Linked DNA regions of Homo sapiens: region 2 is linked to region 1. Evidence: chromatin loops called from intact Hi-C (ENCODE). Cell type or tissue: heart left ventricle. All regions are shown on one strand. Each heading gives the region's core, and the rest is flanking DNA. Links, peaks and the distances in the headings are about the cores only. Region 1 holds the start of LOC124904466 (a long non-coding RNA gene). Region 2 has its middle 150 kb from the start of TSEN15.

Region 1 (5,383 bases), core at 93-5,092:
TAGTGTATTTTTATTTTCTTATTTTTGTTTATCTATACATGGGCTGCTTTGTAATTATAAGAGGTTTTTAATTTAGTAAGCAGAAAGGTTATCAGTTTAAGTGTGTAAGTTTAATCAAAGCCAAGGGAGTAAATGACGTTGCCCAGGGAAGAGCATGTGAAAAACAAGAAGGTGGCTGAGGAAACAGCTTTTAGCAACATCAAGATTTCAGAGAGAAGACTGGAAGGAGAGCTGGTCAGAGACTGAGGAGGAGCCATGAGGGAACAGAAGAAGCAGGAAAGCCAGAGGAGGAGAGTGTTCCCAGAAACAGGAATGATCAGGTCCCAAACGCTGCAGACAGGTAGGCAGGATGAGGGTTAATTAACACTAGGCCTCTGACCTCACAGTGGGAAATGCATGAAGACTTTTACCCAGGGAGGGGTGAGGAACTACAGGCTGCTCTTGTAAGAAGTTGGTAATGGAGGGAAGGAGAGACACAGGTTGTTGTGGAGGGGGCAGGTGTGCCCATCTTTTCACAAGGAGAGCCGTCGCCATTCAGGTTGTATTCTTTGTGAATGAAAACCCCTGGATCACTACCAGGATATGCTATGAGTGGTACCCCCTGGGAGGAAATGAAAAGGAGGACCCTGGGAAGCACGAGGAGGAACAAGTTATTTGGAAATGGAGAAGAGTTTAGCAATTTGCAGTAAGTCCCAGGGAATGGAGAGATTTGGAAATCTAGGAGGAGAAGGAAGGATCACTTGTGCCACAGGATCCAGGCTTGTGCAGAGGTGGGAATGAGGTGGAGAGCAGAGGAAGCAGGATGGGGTTTGGGGAGGACTGAGACAGGTGTCCTGTGAATCAGAGGGCAAGGGGCCAGCCCCAGAACATGCCAGTCACGCTTCCATGGAAGCTGCCAGACTACAGTGATGATTAGCAATTATAAGTACACTTTGAAAGCAACTTTTCCAAGTGGAATGTGCTGCTATGGGGATTACTGTAGAGCCATACGTGCAGCTCTGAGATCATGTGAACCTCATACGTTACTGGGGAAGGGGATTGCCAACATGATGGGATTTAAGGGACAGCCAATGACCCGTCACCCCCAAACTATCTCCCGGGGGCTTTTCACAATGAGAAGCAATGGGATAACATGAATAGATAATGGAAGGTGTTGAGTCAGTGGATGAGTTTGCAGTCCATCTCTATTGTTATGTACCTTTTTTTGTACTTCAACGAATGCAAATCATGTACTTTTTGAACTTCAGTTTGACTTGCTTCCATGAACATTTACCAAATACCCACTGGGCAAAAATGGCACTGCCCTCAGTTCAGCCCAGGATGTTTCATTTGATCAAGAATCTATTTAGAGAAGGGGCTGGAATATTCTGGAGCTGTGCCTGCAATGAGAAAGATACAACAGTTCTCTGTGTGCCGGGAACAGAGAACTGCCTCCCCGACCCCGCCAAAAAAAAAAAAAAGCCCAATAGAAGAATGAAGGTGCCATGTTGACTGTGACAGTCCTCTTCACGCCGTCACTGAACGAAAGAGCCCCGGTGTCTTCTGTCTTTCTGTCCCATGGAGTTCTGCCTTGGTGCTGCAATCTGTTGCCTGTTGTCAGGGTCAGCAGGTCTCAGATGTGCACACAACCCTCCAAACCGGGGCTTCGAGGAGACCGCAGCTGTCTTCTGGGAGAGGAAGGGGCTGCTCAGGGTCGAGCAGCTCCTAGCGCATTAATTAGAGCCTGTATCCCAACTGCTGCACTTGCTGTGCCTGGCGGCTCTGGGACAAGCTGTTGGTAGGTTTTTTTTCTCTGCTGCCCGTTTCTAGGCACTCATCTTCCCAATTTATCTTTCAAGCAATACCTTGCCGGAGAGGAGTGGTATCCTCCATTCCCCTCACAGCTTTAGGAACTCCGAGGCTTTGTACAAATGTGTACGAAGTGTAGAGATTCCAGCCGACATGAGAGTGGGAAGGAACGCCGCAGTGGGAGAGATTGCAGGGCGGTGCTGGGCTATTAATTAATCAGCTCAGTGGGGATGAGGAAGGAAACGGTAACTCAGAGAGGGGCTCCAGAACTATAGCAAACAGGAAGATTTTAATGAGAAAGTCCCGGAGAGGAAATGACTCAGTGGTTTGGAAAGAGTGGGCTATCCAAACAGAGGGAAGGGAGCCAGTCCAAAGGGGGGCCCCTGAGGAGGGGCAGGACTTTGTTTGGTTCCTAAAACAGAAACCAGCTTCATTCTTCACTCGGGTTTGAGTAGGGGAATCCTTGGGGTGGGAGCAGCTGTTGCTACAAGATTGAGAAACATATCTTGACTTTTTCGGGCAGGGAAACTGAGACCACATGGTGAAGAATCTGTTTGGCGAAAGGGCTGGAAGATTCCGGGGCTGTGCCTGCAATGAGGGATATACAACAGTTCTCCCTATGCCTGGAACAGAGAACCTCCTCTCAAAAAAAAAAAAAAAAAAAAGCCAGACCAAAGAAGAACTAAGGTGAAGAATTTCCTGTGATCATGTTATGCTATGTGCATGCACAGCAGAGATGGAACACATTTTATATTTTCCAATTCAAAAATCAGGGCATGGCATTTAACAAAACATATTCTTTCCAGTTTCTGAATTTGTGTACATGCAATACCTTAAAATGATATGAAATGAAATTATACTTCGTCACAAATTGAAGTAAATGAATTTATTACAATTATAACATTGCATGAAATTGGAAGTGTCTTGGGAAATCTGGAATGAATGAACACTGTGTTTTCAACTGAAGCGTATCTGAGAAGAGCTGAGGAACAAAACTTTACAAATCATGAGTTTATTAGTTTCTTCCTGAATCAGTGGTTGAGGGAGGAGGAAAAAGGAGAGAACAAATTCCCTTCTGAGAGGTGGGGTCAGTGAGAGAGATGCCCTTGCAATGTATTTGAGTGTAAAGGATGAGGAAGCTGGGACCTTGGGGAACTGACCCCCTGATTTTCAACTCTGTGTCTCAGGAGAACCTCAGTTTCCTGATCTGCAAAGTGCACACAGAATTGCTATGAGCTGATATCCACTGGGTACCAGTGTCTGTCCCTGATGGGTCTTGCATGAATCTTTTCTTCCTTGACCCCATTTCAGGTGATGTATGCAAAGATGCTCCCACTTTTGCAAGGTGCCCTGTCACTGAAAACACCTTGCAATTTCGCTGGCATCTGGGGATGGAATAGACATGGGCATTTGGGCCTCCTTCAGAAGGGCAATGAGGCCAAGCCCCGTCAAACAGGACAAGCCAAGCTGCTGCTGGTCAGTGCCCCTGTGCACCAGTAATGGGCTGGGCCTTTTGCTGGCTGGAGAGGAAGCTCTAAACAGTCTGGAAGTAGAGAAATGTTTCTGTTGAACTAGGCTAGAGTGAGAGCTTGATAATTTTGGAAGAGTGAACATCAAGAGCAGTAAAGAGGGAAAAAATGTAAACACAAATGACCCGCGGAGCTCCCGGTACATTTTGTCTGCCCCGAAGAGCAGCCTTGGCAGGAAGACTGTGAGAACCTCAATCATGATCACGAGGACCTTCCCAGCCTTGGCTGATCCAGCAGTGGGCTCCTTTAGGGACTTAGAAGGGCATTTTATAAGCTACTCACCGAGGACCTCCTGCTAGGGGTAGGGCAGAGATTCTTGTCATTTCCACCTAAGCCCAGCTTTCAATGCTGTCAATTCTGGGTACCCTGGCTTCTTCTACAGAGGTCTCTGTCTTTTAAATTTTGTCACTTACACTACTTGCTTCAATGACTTTGAACTTGGCGTGCCGTTCTGTGGCTTTGCTGCTGTCTGAATCACATGCTTTTGCCTGCATTACCAAGCAGGGCTTGGAGCCCAGTCTCAGGAGGAGGTGGCCAATGCTTCCCATTCCAGTTACCAAGGCTAGCTGGGGGCTTGTATCATCACTAGCACACTCTCTTCCTCAAGTTCTCTTTTCTCATTCTAAATTAACCTTCAAAAAAGTTTCCAAGCGGGGTCTTGGGAGGAGTTCAAGTCAATTCAAATTAATGAGTATTTGAGAACCTACTATGTGGCCAGGCATGCTGTGGGATACCAGGGTGAGTCAAACCTTAGTTTGTACTCCCCTAGGCTTTGCATGCCTAGAGAGGAAACAGTGCCAACAGGCTGGGAGTACAGGCAGACTGATGGAATGGAAACAGTTCATTGTTCTCATATTCATTCAAAAAATGTTTATTGAGCACCCACTATGTGCGATGCACCTTTCAGTACCTTGGGGCTATAGCAAAGGGCACAATTATGGGATCTAAGATCAGACAGAATTGAGTCAAAGCCCAGCCTTTGACATGAGCGTGTTCTTGGGCAAGTCCCCTGAACACGCTGATCTCCAGATTTCTCATTTTTAAAATGTAAACCATAACATATTAATATTAATAATACTATTTTGCAGTGTTCTTGTGAAATCAAGATGTAGGTATGATAGGCATGCAATAAATGTGGCTGGTTGTTCTAAAATAGATGAACAACTATGTATAATGGTTGAATATGCAAGTGGAGAGGTAAAGAGAAATAATTTTAATTTTTGACTGAATGCATGGGCATGACAGAAAGAGAAATAAAGCTGCATACTGTCAGCCTTTGCCTGTGCTGTTTCCACATGTGCAGATTCAGCCAATCTTGGAAAATTGGAAAATATTTGAAAACATTTAAATAGCAATACAACAATAGAAAAAGGTACAACTAAAAATAATGCAGTATAACAACTATTTGCATAGCATTTACATTCTATTAGGGATTATAAGTAATCTAGAGATTATTTGAAGTATACAAGAAGATATGTGTAGGTTATATGCAAATACTATGCCATTTTATGTAAGGGACTTGAGCATCTGTGGAATTTGGCATCTGTGGGGGTCCTGGAGCTGATCCACTTCAGATACTGAGGGAGAACTGTATAGACAGGTGGCATTCTAGACCAGGGTATGCCTAAAGCAGTGTTCCTCAAGGTTCCAGGAGTTTTCTAAAAGAATGATGTAATTTTTCATTTTAAAACTAGACTTTGATGATTATCTCATCTACATAGATGCATACACAGTTGACCCTTGAACCACATGGATTTGAACTGTGCAGATTTATTTATATATATATTTTCTTCTGCCTCGACCACCCCTCAGACAGCAAGACCAACCCCTCCTTTCCTTCTCTTCCTCAGCCTACTCAGTTAGAAGATGACAAGGATGAAGACCTTTATGATGATCCACTTCTACTCAATGAATAGTAAATATATTTTCTCTTCTTTATGATTTTCTTATAAACATCTTCTTTTCTCTAGCTTACTTTATTGTAAGAATACAGTATATAATATATACAACTTACAAAATATGTGTTTATTGGCTGTTTATGTTATCAGTAAGGCTTTTGGTCAACA
Region 2 (5,383 bases), core at 116-5,115, 53 kb before region 1:
CTCCCTCCAAGGTTTATGACCTTGGGCAAGTTTCTGGTCATTGAACTTCAGTGTTCTTATCTTTAAAACAGGGATAAAAACAATACCTACCTCATTTAAGGATCAAATAAGAGAGCACCTGTAAATGTATTAAGATTATTATTATTAAAGCTTTCTGAATTGATTTCCAGTTCTGTCCTCTCCAATTACCTGTTGCCATTTTAGGCCAGATGCCCCATTCGTAGGACTGTGCATCTTGATGCCACATCACCAATGCTGTTACTGTCTTTAACCACGAGGAATACAAATAGATGAAATTAATATCAACCAAATGTTACTGGGGGTTGCCTTGAGCCTTTGTCCTAGGAAAGTGGGTGATAACCAAACTCACAGTGTCAACACACTCAGCTTTCTTTGGAAGATCTGCCAAAGAATCCATGTCAGCACCAAAAGGAAAATGGCAGCATGCAGATGGCAGTCATTTCCCATTGCCGTTGCTGTGCACAGGCAGAGCTTTGGACCTGCAGAGCTTCTTCACATATCAGCACAGGCCAAATAACCGGGAGAGAGGAGGAGAGGAGCAAAGTCAACGCAGTGGGTTCTGCTTAATGCACCACATCAACTGGGACAGATTTCATAAAACATTAGCAGTTGAAGCTATTAGCCAGCAGTGGGTCTGGGAAATGGCATTCAATATTTTTTCCATTTCTAAGTGAAACAGAGAGCTGAGGAAACAATACTGTGATGAGAAAAGGTTTGCTCCTGACAAAGGGCATGTTTTCTCTCCAGTACTGTTCAGCCACTCACTTGGGAACAGAAAATAGAAGCAGAGCTGAGGATGAGTGTGGAGTGGGGGGAAGAAGCACTTGTCCCTTAGAGCAAGGTGAAAATTACAGTGAGTCTATTGTTTGAATAATTTTCTCTTCTTTATTGTAATTTCGTTTGTCTAATTTAGTGCTTCAGTAAAGTATGAAGTCCCCATATCAGCTTGATAAGTGCTGATATGAAGAATAAAGGGATGGAGAAATATTGGAGAGTTTTCTTTCTCCCCATTCACATCTTCACTGGCTCCTTGGCTGAGGCAGCAGACACTTGTCCTCAAGTGCAGTGAGGGTAGTGAATGGCTGGGAGATAGCTGGTGGCCAATTGCAGAGTGGCAGTTAGAACTCTCAGGAAAGACTAAAATAAGCCCTGGTCTTTGCTAACATATATCATGGGAATGTAATCAAAAAGAATAAGAGGTTGGGAGGAGGAAAGGGGAGGGCAGATGAGCTGATGCTTAGGTTATACATTCACAGCCATATAAAGAAAACCAAAATATGAAAGACAAAGTAAGTACAATTTGAATACACAATGATTTTCTACTTTAAATATAGTGACCATTTCTTCTTCCTGGAAAGTCTTCTGTATTCAGAACTATCTCCACTCACCTGTCACAGTGCTTACAATTCCACTAAGAAGTGGAATTTTTTTAGTTTACAAAAAACTTCCACGTGGAACAATGCTACATATTGTTTTTGATTCACAACAAATATGAGTGATGGGAAACACGGGCACAAATCTCCCAAAGCTATCCAACGTGTCTGTCTCCTCCCCACTGCTTCATTTGTGTTGGCCATCTCCTTCCCAGGCCAGTACAACAGCCTCCTTGCTGGCCTCCCTGCCTCTGACTGTGCCCTCTTTTATCCTCTTCACAGAAATGCCAAAGTGATCTTTACTAAAGGCTAGTCCACATCTCACTCCCATGCTTCAAACTTTAAAGGCATCCTAATGTCCTCAGGAAAAAGGCCAAACAGAATGAAAGGCACTGCAATAGTCCCCGCCTACCTTTCCAGATTCATAACACACCAACATCATCACCCCTATTGGATGAACTTGTTGTAGTTCCTCTCTCTTGCCCCCAAGTCTCTGTTCCTGTAACTCCCTCTGACCAATGGGCCCTTCTTATTCCCCTATCTCACCTGGACAACTCCTATAAAACCTCATGGTCTGGATGTGGGGTTCCATGGGGTTTCATGGGATTCTGCGCAAACCTCCATCACAGCATATTCCATTCTCATGGTTATTGTTATGGCTGTTTAATTGTCCATATCTCCCATTAGACTGTATATTCCTTGAATATTGTGTTCATTTGTCTCTATAACATCTAGACATGGCATAAAGTGGATTCAAAGTAAATAATTTTTGCATGAATAAATTTGATAAGGAAGCTAATCATTTTGATAAGAAAACTAATGATCAAAGGAGTGTTGGGCTTACCCAAGGTCACTCAAGCTATTTATGACTCAGCTCAGGCTGGCATCTGCAGCATTTCTAGTTAAGACATTAGCTTTCTCTTCCTAACCAAGACACAAAACTCTAGTTATGAAGTTTGTCTGTGTAACAAAAGATCCATAATTGGAGTTAATAGAGATGTGATTGGTTGAAAGAAAATATTTGCAACATATATATCAGGCAAAGGACTGAGAGCCATACTATCTAAAGAGCATCTGTAAGTCAATAACAAAGATCACCAAACTTGCATAAAAATAAGGAAAGATAAACATCCAATTTGTAAATAGGGAAGTAAACACTAAAATGATCCCCAACTTCAGCAACAAAGTAATAATAATTTTTCACCCATTAATTTACTAAGAAAGATTGATAAAATCCAGAGCTGGTGAAGATAAGGGAAAATGACCTTTTTTTTTTTTTTTTTTTTTTACACTGGTGATAGAACTGTAAACTGAAAAACCTTCTCATGTGTGTGTGAAAGCCATAGCCATTTTCATTACTCATCATGTTTTTAAAATATGCATTCTCCAATTCCCAGTATGTTAGTTTCTGTGACTGCTATAACAAATGATTACCAATTTAGTGGTTTAAAACAATACAAGTATATTGTCTTATAGTTCTGTAGTTCAGAAGAATGAAATGAGTCTCCTTGAGCTAAAATCAAGGTGTTGGCAGGGTTATGTTCCTTTCTGGAGTCTCTAGGGGAGAACCTGTTTCCTTGTCCTTTCCAGCATCTACAGGCTGCACACATTTTTTGGCTCATGGCCCCTTCTTCCATCTTCAAAGCCAGCAACACCAGGCCTACTCCTTTGCACTCTTCCATCTTCCTGGTTCTGTCTTTTCATTCCCTTTTCTACCTTTAAGGATGTTTATGATTACACTGGGCCCACTTGGATAATTCAGGATAGTTTCCCTATTGTAAGGTCAGCTGAATAGGAGACTCCATCCCATCTGCAATGTTAATTTCCCTTTGCCATGCAACCTACCATACCCACAGGTCCCAGGGATTATGATGTAAACATTTTGGGGGAGGGGCATTACACTACCTATTACACCCAGCAATTCCAGCTGTAGGAATATATTCTACAGAAATAGACACACGTACCCAAAACGTGTGTCCAAATATTTTTTATTGCAGTAGTGTTCCTAATAGAAAAGAAAATAAAAAGAAAGAAAAAAGAAAAGAAATAAAAAAGCTATTCATTAAAAGTGGAATAATTACATAACCTTGTGTGAGGGTTGATTTTATGTATCAACATGAATAGGTCAAAGGGTGTCCAGATATTTCGTCAAATATTATTCTGAGTGTTTCTGTGAGGCTATTACTTGATGAGATTAAAATTACACAGGTAGAATGAGTAAAACCAATTGTTTTCCATAATGTCAGTGGGCCTCATTCAATTAGTTGAAGGTCTGAATAGAGCAAAGCGTCTGACCCTTTCCTGAGTAAGAGAGAATTTTTTTCTGCATGATAGCCTTCAAACTGGGACATAAGCTCTCTTCCTGCCTTCAAACTCAAATGGAAACATTGGCTCTTCCTGGTTCCAAGTCTGCTGTCCTTCACACTGGAACTGCACCCACTGGCTCTCCTACCATTGAGTTTCTAGCTTGCAACTCACTCTGCGGCTCTTGGGACTTGCCAGTCTCCATAACTGCTAAGTCATTTCCTTATAGTAAATCTCTCTCTCTCTCTCTCTCTCTCTCTCTATATATATATATATCCTATCTTTCCTGTGTCTCTGAAGAATCATGAATAATACATCCTATTTTTTTAAAAGATGCAGCCATAAGAAACAAGAAGGCAGAGCTTTCTTGTTTCTTGTAGAATGTAGAAAAATTAATGTGGAAGGATCTTCATGGGATGGAATTATATGAAAAAGGAAAATGTATAGTACGATCAATTTTGTATAAAATTAAAAGGGACATTTATAAATATACACACATCTCTATAAATAAGTGTATAGAAAAGGGACTGAAGGCTGCATATTGAACTTATAACTGATTATCTCAGAGGCTGAGAGGACGGGGCTTGATGTTGAAAGGGCTTTTCAAGTATACTTTAATTGTTTGGATCTCTTACAATAAGAAAGTATATATGTGATATAGTTTGGATCTGTGTCCCCACCCAAATCTCATGTCAAATTGTAATCCCCAATGTTGGAGGTGGGGCCTGGTGGGAGGGATTGAATCATGGGGGCGGAACCTTCTTGAATGATTTGGCATCATCCACTTGGTGCTATTCTTGCAATAGTGAGTTCTCATGAGATCTGGTTGTTTAAAAGTCTGTAGCACCTCCCTCTCTCTTGCTCCTGCTCCTGCCATGTAAGACATTATCTGCTCTGACTTCACCTTTTGCCATGATTGTAAGTTTCCTGAGGCCTCCCCAGAAGCTGAGCAGATGCCAGAATCGTGATTCCTGTACAGTCTGCAGAAACATAAGCCAATCAAACTTTCTTTCTTTATAAATTACCCAATCTCAGGTATTTCTTTATGGCAATGTGAGAATGGACTAATACAGTATTAAGTATTTGTGTAATTTTTAAAAAACTAAAGTAATCAAAAAACTCAAATAAAAAATCTATTCATCTGTGTGCAGGAGAATTTTTCTAATTAACTAAATTTAAAAGAAACTGGTTTCAAATTTAGTTAATTTTCTAATTAACTAAATTTAAAAGAAACATTCAAAGCATGTCAACATATTATTAATTTATAATAAGAAAGTTTCTTTCTATTGACTGGAATGCCCATGTCCACTACCAAGGGAATATTTTTGTAATAAAAAATATGTAAGAAACCAAACTAGTGCACAGAAGGGGCTTGTTAAGTATGAAATCAGAGCACAGGATGTCAGCTGTCCTTGAGGGGTGTTTTATTGCAGCTAAGGTTTTAACTCCAGTGAATTATCCAATTGACCCAAACACTTGGGCCCCTAGAAACAGCCTCTCATTCTGAGAATAGCTGCCTTTCTCTGCCCTGAAGAGTCATTTGAGAATTACTGTGAACTCACACTCTCCCACTGTCATTTTGTGACTCTACATTAGATCCACATTTCCTATTTGCACAAAGCACTGTACCATGCCCATTCTCTTCTTTAACAGATTCTATCAGACCATCTTCTATCTTTTCTGGT

What was found. A loop is a pair of places that touch in the nucleus more often than their neighbours do. Peaks named below come from ENCODE experiments on the same cell type or tissue, not always from the same donor. Only the 100,000 strongest peaks of a DNase experiment are listed, where the experiment ranks them.
Region 2: a loop joins it to region 1, with 1.8 times the contacts of the local background. A loop is called at or near these places in 8 of 110 quality-filtered maps.

What each region holds. Positions count from the first base shown.
Region 1 is chr1:184,149,435-184,154,817 of GRCh38, reverse strand. It overlaps LOC124904466 (a long non-coding RNA gene), which reads left to right and starts at 1,102. Exons shown (of 2, transcript XR_007066765.1): 1 at 1,102-1,777; 2 at 2,312-4,464. In heart left ventricle, for the core only: no CTCF peak of the experiment used is centred there; a DNase peak (open chromatin) is centred at 2,146; H3K4me3 peaks cover 1,394 bases; H3K27ac peaks cover 2,132 bases.
Region 2 is chr1:184,202,138-184,207,520 of GRCh38, reverse strand. No RefSeq gene overlaps it. Among named protein-coding and RNA genes, the nearest start is that of TSEN15, 150 kb to the right of the region's middle. In heart left ventricle, for the core only: no CTCF peak of the experiment used is centred there; no DNase peak of the experiment used is centred there.